Regions from separate parts of the Homo sapiens genome. Here region 2 is linked to region 1. The links are chromatin contacts, found by Hi-C or POLR2A ChIA-PET in ENCODE. All regions are on one chromosome and are shown on one strand. The core of a region is the stretch at or near the end of the contact, and the rest is flanking DNA. Distances in the headings are between cores, read along the strand shown.

Region 1 (7,487 bases), core at 2,681-5,180:
GCTGTACTTTTATTAAAAGAAAAAAAGGTGGGAGCATTGTCAAACATCCTCCCTCTCCTCTCCCTTCCCCTGCCTCCACCTCTCAGAATCCGTGCCCCTGCCAGGAGCTGCAGTCGCTGCAGCCCGTGGGTCGGACATGAGAAGCCGGGAGGCTCTGCATGCTGAGAGCCGCGTGCAGTTGGCACATTGCTGGACCAGGTTTCAAAGACATGCACGGTACCTCCCCCGTGTATGTTTCTACCCTGGCTATTTAAAGGAAGTCAAAGAGGGCAGCATTTGAAGTGACAGCAACAAAGAAAATGAGAAAGAAAAAGGAGGAGGAGGAGGAGCTGCCATCATCCCATCCAGAGATGGGATGACATGTTCCCTTTTTCTCATGTCCTCTAAAAGGTGGTAGCTGTATTGGTGAACTTCTGAAAGCAACAAGCCAGCTCTCATCCCAGTTTTGCCTCCCTTTTGGGTTTCCCTTTTCTCTCCTTCTGCCACCAGTTAAACTTCAAGAAAGGTCAAAAAGTTATTTCCCTAAAGCCAAAAAAAAAAAAAAAAAGATCTGAGCAACACCACGTGCCCTGCTTCTCTGTTTCTGTTCATCCCTTTGCAGATGCCCTGGATGGTCTCTGAGCACAGTCCTGTGGGTATAGGCTTACATCAAATTACTCAACACAGATATTTACCAAGTGCCTGCCAGGTGCCCAGTGCTGTTCCCAATGCTGGGGATATGTCAATGAGCAAAACACGCTAAACAAACATCCCTGCCCTCAGGAGGCTGACTTTCTGGTGTCGGGAGAAGGGGAATCAGCAATAAGCAAGACATATGACATGTCAGATGGGGACAAATCTTAGTGGAAAAGAGAGGGCAGAATAAGGGGACAGGGAACGGGGCCGGCCAGGAAAGATTCATGTGGAGGCAAGAGAGTAAGCCATCAGGTATCTGGGGGAAGAACATTCTAGACATCAAGACACAGGGAGCAGCCAGTGCAAAGGCCCTGGGGCAGGAGTGTGGGAAATGGGAAATGGCAAGGAGGCCAGAGTGTGGTAAACACAAACAGCACGTGGTATGAGCAGCAATGAGTAGGAGACCAGATGGGACAAGTGAGAGTGTTGTGGGCACCTGTCATGGAGGGCTTGTCAGCCACTGGAAGGGTTTTGGCTTCTATTCTGAGTGGAATTTTCTCTTTACCTTGTGAAATGAATGAGAAATTACCATAGGAGTCAGGGAGGGGCTCACGATGAGCTTCCTAAAAGTCTTCCAAAGTTCCTCGTGGCTGATAGGCTAAAGTAGAAGTTTCCAGTTTCCTCCGGTACCTGCTGTTTCCCTATGTAAGCCCTTAGTGCTGTGAAGTCTTCCACCTCTTCTAACAGGTCTTCTTCTATTTTCACTCCCTTAGCAAATTCACCCAGTCTTGGGTATTTATTGCGTCTCCATTCTAACAACTGCCCATTGTAAATACCTAGTCCAGACTCATCTTCTAAACTCCAGGCTCTTACAGCCAACTGTCTACTCAGTGCTCTACTGGGATTTCCAATAAATATCACACACACAAAATATCCAAAACTGAACTCATCGTTTTTCTCCACACCCAAAACCTGCCCTGCTCACAGTGTCTTCTTCTCAGAAGATGCTGACCACAGATTTCCAGCTGCACAGGCCTGGTCATCATCCTTCCTCCTTCTCTTTTGTATTTTTCCATGCTCCCTATGTGATCCATCAGCAAGTTCTGTTGGCTCTGCATTCAAAATACCAATGCACTGAGCACTTCTCACCACCTCCTCTGCTGCCCTGATCTGAGCCACCATTAGTGATTGTTGCTTTGAAAACTATAACTGCCTCCTAACAGAGTTAGGAGTTTTTACCTACTTAGACCCCCTCCTCAATATAGAAGCCAGAATGTCTCTTCTCTGCTCAAACTCTCCATAGCTCCCCATTCCACTTGGAGTAAAAGCTAAAGTCTCTAAATTTGCTGTTCACTTAGAACTTTTTGCAGTGATAGGAACGTTCTAGATGTACACTGTCCAGTATGGTAGCCACTGGCCACAGGTGGCTACTGAGCACTTAAAATATAACTCATGTGACTAAGGAACTACATTTGCAATTTTGTTTCACGTTAATTAATTTAAATGAAAATAGTCACATGAGGCAGTGGCCGCCATATTGGACAGTGCAGGCCTACAATGCCCAACATGAGTGGGTCCCTTCATAACGCTTTGACCTTTTCTTTTCTCCCCTACCTCTTATAGTTACCCCACATCACCAACGCTGACCTCTCACTGTTTGTTCCTCAAAAGCACAGGCTCTACACTCTGTTGTCTGCTCCTTCTTCCCGGAGGGTCCTTCTTCAGCATGTTTAACATCTCACCTCCTTCAGCGCTTGCCTTTTCAGTTCATCCCAACCACGTCCCACCCCCATCTACTCCCAACCCCACTGTTCTGGCTCTACTTTTTTCTTTCTCACTGCACCTCTCCCCCTCTAAGAGGTTACATAATCTACTTATTCGTTAGGTCTGTTGTTCTATTATGTCTGTTTGCTAGAACACCAGCTCCACCAAGGTGAACATCTTTATCTGTCTAGTTCACTGCATGTCCCCAGCACTTTAAAGAATTCAGCCACAAAGAAGGTACTCTGTAAAAAATGTGCACTAATGACCATGACTTTGACAAATGCTAACCTTGGCAGGAGGGTGATATTCTAGGTGACGGAGACTGCCCGCAACTCCTCTCCGTAAATTACCTGGCGGAGGATTCCAGTCCTCCGTGGGTTGATAAGAGATGCAGAGCTTTGTACTGACAGCTGGAGAGACTTTGGCAGAAATAAATTCTTTGCTGTAGACATGAAGGATCGGGCGTGTTCTGCTCTCTTCCGGGAACTACCATATTGGATTGTCAATTCCCATTCATATGTCTGTCTTCTGCATTTAGTGACTAGCTCCTCGACAGGAACCCCATCCTACTGAAGCAAGAACCTCTAATGCCTAATTCAGTATATGACACTTTGTGGTTGCTCAAAAAGATGTTTGAGGAATGACTGATTAAGTCATGCTTAGAACTGGCTACATAATTTGCAGGGGTCCCAGTGCAAAATCAAAACATAAGGCCCCTTGTTCAAACATTATTAGGAATTTCAAGGCAGCCACAGCAGAGCATTAAACCAAGCATGGTGCTCTTCTGTTTTGGCAGAGGGGATGCCGTGCATAGGTCACTCATCCATGAAGCCTGTCCTGGTCACCTGTGACATTCTGTGAATTCCCAAGGCACACTACACATGTTAAGTCAGGTGTCCAGGTCTATGACTTAGCAATAGAAAAGGCATCACGTTCAACGCAGATGAGTGACGCAGACAGGTTCTGAGGGCTGGCAGCAACCTTCTTCTCTCCTGCTGTTGTCTCAGTGAACCACAATCACCCCCAGTCCCCAGATGACTAGCACTGATCATATGCAGGACAGAGTATGCAGTCCATTAGGATGTCATGGCCTGTTTGCTTCTCTGAGCACCTGATGGACTGACAGCTCCTGGAGGACAAGGACCAGGCCTCTGAAGCCCCAGGGCCTTGAGCAGCCCCTGGACCATCTTCAGCTCTTAATGATTGTTAAATGACTGGAAGATACATTAATTAAGCTCAGAAAGCAACTTTGGCTTCTTATAGCTTATGATAGGCTTTTTCAAGTCTATCTTCTGAATTAACTTCCATGAGAATACTCATATATATATATATATATATTTTAAACCCTGAAACTAAAGTTATGCTGAACTTCCATTAGCATTATCTGGAACTGGACTTCCCAGTATGTTGTTCCGGGCAGCAGCGGCAGCGGCAGCAGCAGCAGCAGCAGCACCTGGGAACTTGTGAGAAACTCAGATTCTCATGCCCTACCCTGGACCTGCTGAATCAGAAACCCTGGGCGTGAGGCCAGCGACATTTTACAAGTCCTCCAGGTGATTCTGAGGCCCCTCAAGTCTTGAGAGTATTTGTGTCCTAAGGAACAGAGTTTGGAAAGCAGTGACTTATGCTGTTCTCATCAGATACGTTTGGATTTTAACACAAATTAATTGTTTGCAGCTGCAACCCTCAAATGTCTCAGAGGATTAAAATTTTTTGGTGCAATTTTACATAGTGAGTCAAAATCCCATAAAGCTGGCTCATGATGGGGGCATTTATTCAACTCAGCAAGAAGGACATTTGGGTGAGAATGAGAAATAATGGTGTATGCTCACATTAAATATACTTTTTTTAACAAAAAAGAAATTGTTGAAATAAAGCAAAAAGGAGAGTTGGGAGGATAGATGTGTATGGTAAAGGCAACACTGGACCCGTAGCCAGAAGATCTAAGTTAAGTAAGCTTGAGCAAGTCAAGTAACCTTCTGAGCCTTAATTTCTTCACCTAAGAAATTGAGAGACTACCCAGGGCTGCCATGTAGGGTTGAGCAGGTTGTGCACTACACAAGGGAACCCAGCTGAGGAGCAAGTGGGAGCTGAAGTCCAGCTGAGCTAGGCTTTGTCCCCCTGCAGGGGAAGGGACATCTTTCTAATTGACTTAGAAATGCCTTACAAACCAGATGAGGTTCTGACAATACTCCTGCCCACCTCACAGAGTTGCAAGGATCAGAAAAGATGATGATTTAGAAAGCCTCATTTGAAAATTACAAGGTGTTATACAAAGAGAAGATTGGATATGATTTGGATTGCGGCTTTGGCAATATACTTATACTTTTGACCATTTCACTCAGGCTGACCAAATGCCTGATATGCTAATTGGACACAAATCACTACCCATCTACCAAGGCTTGTGCTTTAAAATTGGGGCTCAGAGAAATCAGCAAGACTTTTAGCTGCAGGAACAGGGACTGTCATAGAAGCTCACTATGCCCTTGGAGGTTTTGCTGCTGTATGAGATCGTCACAGAGGACCTGCTGAAACCCCTAACCGTCTATAGCTGTTGCAGCTACACCTTCTCAACCAGCAGGCTTGGGTGCCCAGAAGTAGCTCTGTGGGGACTCAGCTTGTTGCTGCTGGGTTAACCTGGTGGGGTGCACCCGATAGGAAAAGGGTCAGAAGCACCAGAGGCCACAGACACTTGGAGGTGAGCCAGGCCTGGAATTCCATTTATTTTGTGCCTAAGAGGAAAGAAGACCTGTCCTGAAATTTCCATTTGGGGGCTGAAACTTTCTTGTTAGGACACTACAAAAATCCCTGTTGGCCTGATTTCATAAGTGTCAGTACCTAAAACTGAGCACCGAAAGCACTTCCCATAAAAGCAAAAGTGGTCTTGTTCATTGCCGCCTTGTGGCAGTTTAGCCCTACAGCACCAGCCAAGGTGAGCTGGCCCCTGCTCCCCGACACGTGGGTCATTTATAGGATCACCCTTCTCAGGAATGCCACATCTGTTTTCTTTTCACCAGTCTTTCTTTTGGGAACTCATGCACCATTAGCTTGTCTCATTGAGCTGTTTGGGTGAACTTGGCCAATCAGTCAAGTCTTTCTCTGGTCCCCATTTCTCTTTTCTACCTCAACCCACCCTCCTTGAATTACATAACCTTTAAGATTCTTGCAACCGTGAAATGTTTTGGCTCTTCCAAACGTGATCTGGGCTTCCCAAGTAATATATTAAAAGAAAGGTTTTATTTTGTATTGTTTTGTTTTGCAAATCAAAAAATAAATCTCAAGTCTCTCCCGAATGGGCCCCAGTGCTCTGCAAGAACAGCTCCCCAAGGGATTTCTGCACCATGAGATAAGGTGGCTGGCTGCCAGAGGGGCCACTGGATCTTCAAAGGCTGCCTAATTAAGTTCCAGCCAGCAGTCTACCTCTGTGGGCCAGGGGCTCTTGGGAGATAAGACACGAGACACATCCAGAGATGGAGGATGGAGCTTTGCTCCAGTAATGAAATAAATCAAGAGCAGCCCACCTCGTTTGCAAATGGAAATCATTCTAACAGGAGGCCTGCAGTCATCTGAGAGAGCAAGGGAGAGTCTCCATTGGATTGGAGGCCCCTGGCCTTCCTGCCCACTCTCCAGGGCTCTGATGGGGTACAATTATGGTGTTAACTGGGATGGGAAGATAAGGCAAGATGTCATTAATGGAGGAGAGCATGTTTTCTTAATTCCAGAAGCTAATCCCCAGTGACTCACTCCTCTCGAGCCTCCCACAGGGATGTGGAGGCATTAAAGGTGCATTGTTTATTCATGTGACCTAAGTATTTTGCTGCTTTCCTTAGACTTCTGATTACATTCTGTGGTCTTCCTGCTGCCAAAATGGTATAGCAGCATTTTGCTATAATTTTATAGCAGGATTGTTCTCCTTTTTTGCACTTTGAATAAAAGAGTTCCCAGGGCTTCGACTATCCTTCAAGTTTCAATTTTTTTTGTAAATCCTAAGCAGAGCCACCACCTGAGAGATCACAAGATTTGCTCAACTTAGAAGACAGGTAAATTGAAAGTTATAAAACAAGGAATCTGGCCACCTCAACTCCTGTACTAACTGCAGAGTATATATTTTTTCTCATTGAACCTACCTGGATTATAATAGTAGAGTTTTCTTTAATAGACTTCAAAGTATGGGTTCAGACACAGAGTAACTCTCAAACTTTGAATTGCAAAGGCTTTCACTGCAAACCTTCATGAGATGTACATATACCCCTTATGGAAAATGATATCAAAATCCACTGCAGCAGTGATCCTTACCTGATGGTTTCTTTGGTGTCACCCGCCCTCCAACTCGCTCATCTCCAAAATAAACTAAATTCATGATTTTTTTTTTTTTTTTTTTTTTTGAGATGGAATCTCGCTCTTGTCACCCAGGCTGGAGTGCAATGGCACAATCTTGGCTCACCGCAACCTCCACCTCCCAGGTCCAACTGATTCTCCTGCCTCAGCCTCCCGAGTAGCTGGGATTACAGGTTTGAGCCACCTTGCCCGGCTAATTTTGTATTTTTAGTAGAGATGGGGTTTCTCCATGTTGGTCAGGCTGGTCTCAAAACTCCTAACCTCAGGTGATCTGCCCTCCTTGGCCTCCCAAAGTGTTGGGATTACAGGCGTGAGCCACCGCGTCCGGCCCGATTCTTTTTTCTGCTCTATTGGTGCTCGCTTCAATTCACCCCGACGTCTGGGTAGAATCGGGGTTCTTCAGTGGATGCAGCTTGGGTATTTACTCCTGGAGTGCATGAGATTTCTTCAGGACCTCGAAATTTAAATTTGTTCTACACCAAAGCTATCACATGTCTCACCTTTAAATAAGAGCCCAAAACATTTATATATCTAATCACCGCACTAGCCTCATATCTACCCTGAAAACATTAGGTTTTAGTTACAAATAGTTTCATGTTATGGGTTGAATTTGTTCCCCCCAAAATTCACATATTGAAGCCCTAAACTCTGGTACTCAGACTGTGAATTTATTTGAAGAGAAAGAGGTCTTTAATCAAGTTAAAATGAGGTCATTAGGGTGGGCTCTAATCCAACATAACCCGTGTGCTTTTTTTTTTTTTGAGACGGAG
Region 2 (7,487 bases), core at 2,613-5,112, 45 kb after region 1:
ACTTACTAGCTGGGCAAGTATCCTTAGGTAAGTTACATAACCTCTTTATTTATACCTTAGTTTTGTCATCTGCACAATGGGAATAATCGTTCCTGTTTCACAGAGCTGTTCCGAGACTTAAATGAATGAATATATGCAAAGAGCTTTTCTAAGCTTTCCTTCCTGGCATGCTGACTGACACACACTGTAAATATTAGCCATTATTATTCTGATTTTGCTCCCATCCAAGTTTACACTTCAGCTGCTAGAATCCCTCAGGATCTCAAATCTGATTTATCTTCCAACAATAAAACCCATCCAAACTCCAAGGCCATTTTCCAGCAAGGGAGAGTCACATCAAAATAAGAACGCTAAAGCTACCAATATTCAAATGAAGATAGAGAATGGGGCCCTCCTCCTCCATGCAACCCTGGAATAACTCTCACTTGTGCGTCAGAGGGGAGCAAAAACATCAGCAAGAGGGCCCATTACCGAAAGTGAGGGACTTACAGCATCAGGGAAACCTCACTGACATAAGACATGAATCAATCCAAGAAGGAACAAAAGGGCAGCTTGTTTGCAGAAGATATTCCATGCTTCTTATATATTTTGGATATAAACCTCTGTTAATGGAAAAACCAAACTCTGTAAAATATTTTAAAGAGGTTTATTCTGAGCCAATATGAGTGACCATGCCAAGGGAACAGAGTCTTAAGAGGTTTTGCGAAAGTGTGTCTACAGCAGTTATGTTACAATTTGGTTTTATACATTTTAGGTATGTATAGGTTTACATCGGTTTTATACATTTATACATTTGCAAATATTTTCTCCCATTCAATAGGTTGTCTCTTCGTTCTGTTGACTGTTTCCTTTGCTGTACAGAGACTTTTTAGGTTAATCCTATTTGTCTGTTTTCACTTTTGTTGCCCCTATTTTTGGGGTCATAGATCAAAAAATCATTGCTCTGACCAGTGTCATGGAGCCATTGCCCTATGTTTTCTTCCAGTAGTTTTATAGTTTCAGGTCTTACATAAAGTCTTTAATCCACTTTAAATTATGTTTTTGTATATGGTGTGAGATAATGGTCTAATTTGATTCTCCCGCATGTGGATATCCAGTTTTTCCAGTACCGTTTATTAAAGAGATCGTCTTCTCCTCATTGTACTTTCTTGGCATCTTTATTGAAAATTGATTGACCATAGATGCATGGATTTATTTCGGAGCTTTCTATTCTGTTCTGACGGTCTATGTGTCTGTTCTTATGCCAGTACGATGGTGTTTTAATTACTCTAGCTTTGTAGTATAGTTTGAAATCAGGTAATGTGTGAGGCCTCCAGTTTGGCTCTCTTTGCTCAAGATTGCTTTCAGTTAGCTAGGAGAAATAAGTTCAAGAGATCTATTGCACAACGGTGTGGCTATAGTCGATAACAATGTATTATATTCTTGAAAATTGCTAAGAAAGCAGATTTTAAGTGTTTACACCACCAAAAAAAAATATGTGAGGTAATGTATATGTTAATTATTTCAATTTAGCCAGTCCACAATATATTCGTGTTTCAAAATATCAGGTTGTATACCATGAATATGTACAATTTTTATCAATTTTTTAAAGACAATATTCTGTGCTCATACTTCTTCCTTGAACCAAGTATAAGAAAAAAGTAACTTCATCTTGTATCAGTTATCTATTGTCCCAATAGTGCTGCATAACAAACAACCTCAAAACTTCAGTGGCAGACAGTAAACATTTGTTTTTGTTCAGGGTCTGCAGGCTGGCTGCCTGGTTCTGCTCATCCAAGACTCGGCTCCGCAAGGCGCATTCACATGGCTGCGGTCAGCTGCAGGGAGTTCAGGCAGCCATGCGATCTTGGCTGGTCTCTCTCACATGTCTGGGGCATCTCCTGGGATAACTGTGTTGATTCAGCTTTGCTCTGGGGTCTCATTCTCCAGCAGGTTAACTCAGACATGTTTCACAGCAAAAGCCAAAAAAGTGAGTGGAAATGCCAAAATGCTTTGTCAAACTTCTGTTTGTCTCATGTCTGCTCTCATAGCCTCGGCCAAAGCAAATCACACGCTGAGCCCAAAACTAAGAGATGGGACAAAATTCTCCCCCACACCACCACATACAATGAAGAGGTTGTGCAAACTTACATTGCAAAGGGTTTAGATTCAGGGGAAAATGAAGAATTGAGGCCATATGTCACTCAATCTATCACGTATCCAAAAGAACTTGCTAACCTTTATTTCAGGGAAAGAAAAGGGGAAATTATAAAAGAGATCAAGTCTACTGAAAGGAAGGCCAGAATCACCCACAAGACAAGCAACCCTGAGGATATCAAACAGCATTTCCCTTTCATTGACCACGTTGCATTCAAAGAAACACCAAATTCTCACATTCCACTCTTTGCAAGGGACATCTTAAAAGCTTGTCCAACATTTCTAGTGCCACCCACTTTGAATTAATCCAGATATGTCTTTATGAGGTAGGAGGTGGGACTCAACTCCAGAGGTGGGGCTCAGACCTGGACCAGACTGAGGACTAGCTGACTAGCTACAACAGGGCCAGGGGCAAAAGCAGCTTTCAATCAGGCCCACCTACCAGTGTGGCTTGTCAATTTACTGTTGCCATGGCAACACCCAGAACTTGCCACCTCTTTCCATGGCATTCAGTGATCCAAAAGTTACTACCCCCACCCTGCATAAACTGCCCCTTAATCTGCACGCAATTAAAAGTGGATCTGGACCTGCGTGGTGGCTCACACCTGTAATCCCAGCACGTCGGGAGGCTGAGGCGGGTGGATCACAAGGTCAGGAGTAAAAGACCAGCCTGACCAACATGGTGAAACCCTGTCTCCACTAAAAATACAAAAATTAGCCGGGCATGCTGGTGCGTGCCTGTAGTCCCGGCTACTTAGGAGGCTGAGGCAGGAGAATCACTTGAACCCCAGAGGCGGAGGTTGCAGTGAACCAAGATCACACCACTGCACTCCAGCCTGGGCGACAGAGCGAGACTCCATCTCAAAAAAAAAAAAAAAAAAAGTGGATATGAATATGACTGCAGAACTGCCCTGAGCAGCTACTCTCTGCCCACAGGGTAGTCTTGCTCTGCGGGAGCAGTCATGGAGCTGTAACACCACCAGACCTATAGCACTGCCTGTTCAGTAAAGCTGTTCTCTTCTACCTCTGGCTTTCCCTTGAATTTTCCTGGGCAAAGCCAAGCTAACGTGGCTAAGCTCCACTTTGGGGCTCGCCTGCCCTGCATCATTTAGAGTTCACTTTTCCAGCCATCCTGCCCCAAGACCTTAATATTTCAGGAAATATATATCTAGATGGAAAAAATGAAAAATAAGTTTAAAGACATTAAGATTTCTACCCATTCATCCAGGTTTGACTTGGATGAAAGTTTGAAAGCTCTCCCTTTACTGTTCCTTTCCACCAACTCTCAGTTAAGACCAATGAGTACTTCACAAATGAAATTATTTTTAACATAATGTATGTTGTGGGATGCTTAAGTCCTCACCAACTGTGGCTTGTGGTTAAAATCCTGGTGCCTACTCTAGATTCCAGGAAAATAAATTGAGGAGGAAAAGTGAAATTTCATAATGAAAATTTAGCATCATAGTTCATTACTCTACCGTTGTATGTTACTCATACAGAAGCTATCTTGGAAACATTCCTGCTTTTCCTCTGTCTTGTTTTATAAGAGGAGCTGGCCCACTTTAATAGCCTGTACATTTAAGATCCACAAAAGATAATGCGTAGTGAAGATGGTTGAGTCAGATAGACTCAGCAGATAGACATTTTGATAATCAATTTTTAACTAGGTAATAAGAGTTGACACCATGCCACTAACACCTTCAGGCTTGGGAGGAGAATTCCGTTTCTTGTCCTCCATGGTGAATTTCACAGACTAGGCGGGCTGGATTCCAAAGTACTGACCACTGGGAAGTGCCAGGCATAATATTATACTTGCCAGGCCATCGGTTTGACCTCGAGCCTAAATTCCTTGGTAGCTCCCTGTAAATTACGGGTTCTGTCTTTTTATCTGAAGCAATTATTCACATTCAGTGTGGTTTTGCTTGTGGCCAAGTTAAACAGAGGCATTCATCAGCTGTGTGTATTCAGAGGACCAGCTATTTTTTGGTAGGGCTGAAAATGGTCTAGATGAGATTCCATAAATCAGTGCTAACAGCTACAGTGGTGAGTTCTTTCCTGGCACGTTAGGACACTGGACTAAATCAACAGGGTTGCACTTTTCTTTTCCACTTAGTTGAAAGCTCTTGGTCCAACACCAGCATGAGTGCTCAGGCCCCCTCCTTACCTCCTGTTTTGTTTGACCTGGTTTTTTGGGGACACCATAGGGAAGGAAAAGGCAAACATTACAGTAAAGTTTTCCATATAGCTAACTAAAAGACTCTCCTTCCTTAAGTAATGGACAATATGTAAGCATACTTTATTAATTTTCTTTGCTAATATTACAGAGTTAACTTGTATTCACTATAGCCAGTGAAACAGTTCAAAGATACATGAGAAAAATCTCCCTCTACCCACCTCCTTTCTCATCCCCAGCCTCACACCCCAAAGTCACCAATGTCACAGCCTGGTGTCCAGACATTCACTTATTTCCCCAGCTTCATATCCACATACAAAGGGAAGAAGAGGAGAGATGAAGAAATTAGCTAAGTAGGGGCTGGAGCCAAAGACTTTTATTTTGTTCCAAAGATAAACAAAAAACCCAGAGGCTTTTAAAAGTGGAGGAAAGGAAAGAGTTAAGTTCTCTCTGTGTGACAACTGAACCAATGCGGGAATACCTTTCGGAGGCTAGAGTGGTTGTCCAGGAGAGAGGATGGTGGCTGCAACTGAGGTGGTGGCAGTGCTGGTGGACAGCAGTAGATATTTTTGAGGGGTGAGCCTGGACAACATTTGAGGATGGATCAGATGCCATGGGGCAGAAGGTCATTTGTGGCTTGCAGATCTGGGTAGATAGTGCTGCCTCACCAGGAAAGGATCCAGAAGGAATGGGAGGCTTGGAACGGAGCAGTGATTCAGTTGGGATGTGCTGAGGGTGAGGCCTTCCAAGGAAGGAGGTCACATGGGCCACTGGCTCAGAGGAGAGGTCTGTAGACTGGAGGGTTTTGACTAAGGAGCTTTGAGAGTATCCCCAGCACCTAACACAATATCCTAGCATATTGGATGCTCAGCAAGTATTCATTAAACTAATAACTTACAACAGGGATCATAGATGAGTCTTTGCAGAAGAAACCTGTCTCCCTTTTGGGCTCTCCAGAGGCCCAGACTTAAGACTCTTCAGTATCATGTAGAGGCTAATCATTTGGCACACCTTCAATACAATATTCTTGACATATCTGTCTCTTAGTCACTTGCTTGGAGGAGAGGCTCAAAGCTGCCTGAGATGTTGGGGAGAGAGGAAGAAAGACAGGAGGATGCTGAAAAAGAGAACGGTGACCTCTCATCGTCGCTAAGGTCTGAACAATTCCACTCTGGCCCAATTTGCAAGCTCCACTCTGTAGGAAAAATGAGTAAAGGCTCTAAGGTGAAATTGCTTGGACTGAAATCCTGGTTCTACCATGTGCTGTGTGCAGACACAGGCACATTATGTAACTGCTGGGCCTCCACTTCCCCATCTAGAACATGGGGCTTGTAATAGTGGCAACCTCATAGGCTCAGTCTGAGGATTCAGTGAAAGAGCACAATTAAAGCATTTAGCAGAGCGCCTGCCCTCCTGTAAGCGTCTTCAATCACAGGCTGCTTTTTTCATTCACCACCCCTTCCTCCAACCACACAAAATGCTGTCCCTGAAAGGAATTCCAGAAAAGAAAACTTCCTCCATGGCATTGTAATTCCTGCGATGTCTGAGAAGTGCAAGAAAGTTTCTTCCCCCAGGGATCCTTCCCGTTAGCCCTCTCCATCTGCCTCTGGCTTCCCATCACCCCTTGGCCCCGTGCGCCATGTTTTCTGGCTTTCCAATTTGGGGTCCATCTATTTTGACTTGATGACTGTGTTTGGAGGACAGGATTCATTTCTTGTCCATCTTTGCATTGTTTCACTGCCCTCAGCACTGTGCCTTATTCACGGTAAGGGTGCAGTAAATGTTTATGGCGATTAACTTAATTGTATTTTCCCTTTATTGGGCCTTGAGAGAAAGAGAAACAGAGATCACTAGAGTTAACTTCTGTCCCACACCTTGGGAGCCAAATTCTTTGGCAATTGTTGTTTTCGTCTTTTTAAAAATAATCTTGGGGTTTCTTATGATTGAGGTCATTTCTACACGTTGTAGAAAAATTGGAAATGTGAAAAAAAGAAGAATATGACAAAAATAATAACTAACTGTAATTTGACTAGAGATAATCACGGGTAACATTTTGGGACTCTATATATCTATTATACACATCTATATAAGTTCTGTGTATCTGTATCTATATAAATTGAGATCAACTATATCTATATAAATCGGGATAAAATTATATATATATAAACTGTATCTACATAAAATGTATCTATATAAATTGGGATCAATTTATTGTAATTCAGTGTAAATTGAATACACCGTTTTGGGCTGGGCACAGCGGCTCATGCCTGTAATCCTAACAAACACTTTGAGAAGCCAAGGCAGGCGGATCACTTGAGGTCAGGAGTTCAAGAGCAGCCTGGCCAACATGGTGAAACCTCATCTATACTGAAAATACAAAACTTAGCTGGCCATGGTGGCACATGCCTGTAATCCCAGCTACTTGGGAGGCTGGGGCAGGAGAATCACTTGAACCTGGGAGGCAGAGTTTGCAGTGAGCCTAGATTGCACCACTGCACTCCAGCCTGTGTGACAGAGTAAGACTCTGTCTTAAAAATAATAATAATAATAATAATAATAATAATAATAATGAATACACTGTTTTGAAATCACTTTTCAATCAACATTATTTAAGGAGAATTTTTCCTTAATTTAAATATTATTCAAAATAGAATTTCAATGTTCATTTCTCTCATGAATAAATATTCTTGTGTATAAATCTTTGCCTACATATCTGACTGTTTCCCTAGAATAGACTTGCTGGAAATGGAATTCCTTTGTCAAAGGTTGTGAACTCATTTTAAGTCTTTGTTACCCATTGTCAAATGCTTTTGAGAATGAGCATGCCACTTCAAGCCACCAACAGCCTGAAGAGGAAGGCACATCCATTCTCATCCTCTCAGCATTCAGCATCTTTTTGTGCTGGACAGTTTGGCATAAATGGCAGTGACTTGCCTTGTTAATTTGTTTGATTACTAGTCAGGTTGGCCTCTGTGATTTGTCTGCTCTTATCTTCCACCCTTTTGTTCTACTAATGGGTGAAGGTCCTTCTTTTTGATCTTTGAGACCCTTTTATATCAGGAAAAAATTTACCCTTTATCTGCGTTAGTTACAATTTTGTTTTCTTTGAAGTTTGGCTTTTGAGTGTGTTTGCTTTTTGAGAGACACAGTTTAATTTTTGTACAACCCACTCCATCAC

The links. A loop is a pair of places that touch in the nucleus more often than their neighbours do. ChIA-PET counts read pairs that join two places held with the same protein, here RNA polymerase II (POLR2A).
Region 2: a map of PC-3 shows a loop between it and region 1 (6-fold over the local background). The contact joins two enhancer-like sites. A Hi-C loop is called at or near these places in 2 of 168 maps with a recorded cell type or tissue (IMR-90 and PC-3). POLR2A ChIA-PET finds 5 or more read pairs at or near these places in 1 of 52 experiments (AG04449).

Annotation. Positions count from the first base shown.
Region 1 is chr1:14,437,566-14,445,052 of GRCh38, forward strand. It overlaps a transcript of KAZN not described here. Among named protein-coding and RNA genes, the nearest start is that of KAZN-AS1, 21 kb to the left of the region's middle. Within about 2 kb of position 3,931, at least 3 of the 41 ENCODE cell types and tissues checked have a DNase peak (open chromatin) inside an H3K27ac peak, as active enhancers do; they include IMR-90 and PC-3, where a contact is called at or near this core.
Region 2 is chr1:14,482,894-14,490,380 of GRCh38, forward strand. It overlaps a transcript of KAZN not described here. Among named protein-coding and RNA genes, the nearest start is that of KAZN-AS1, 67 kb to the left of the region's middle. Within about 2 kb of position 3,863, at least 3 of the 41 ENCODE cell types and tissues checked have a DNase peak (open chromatin) inside an H3K27ac peak, as active enhancers do; they include IMR-90 and PC-3, where a contact is called at or near this core.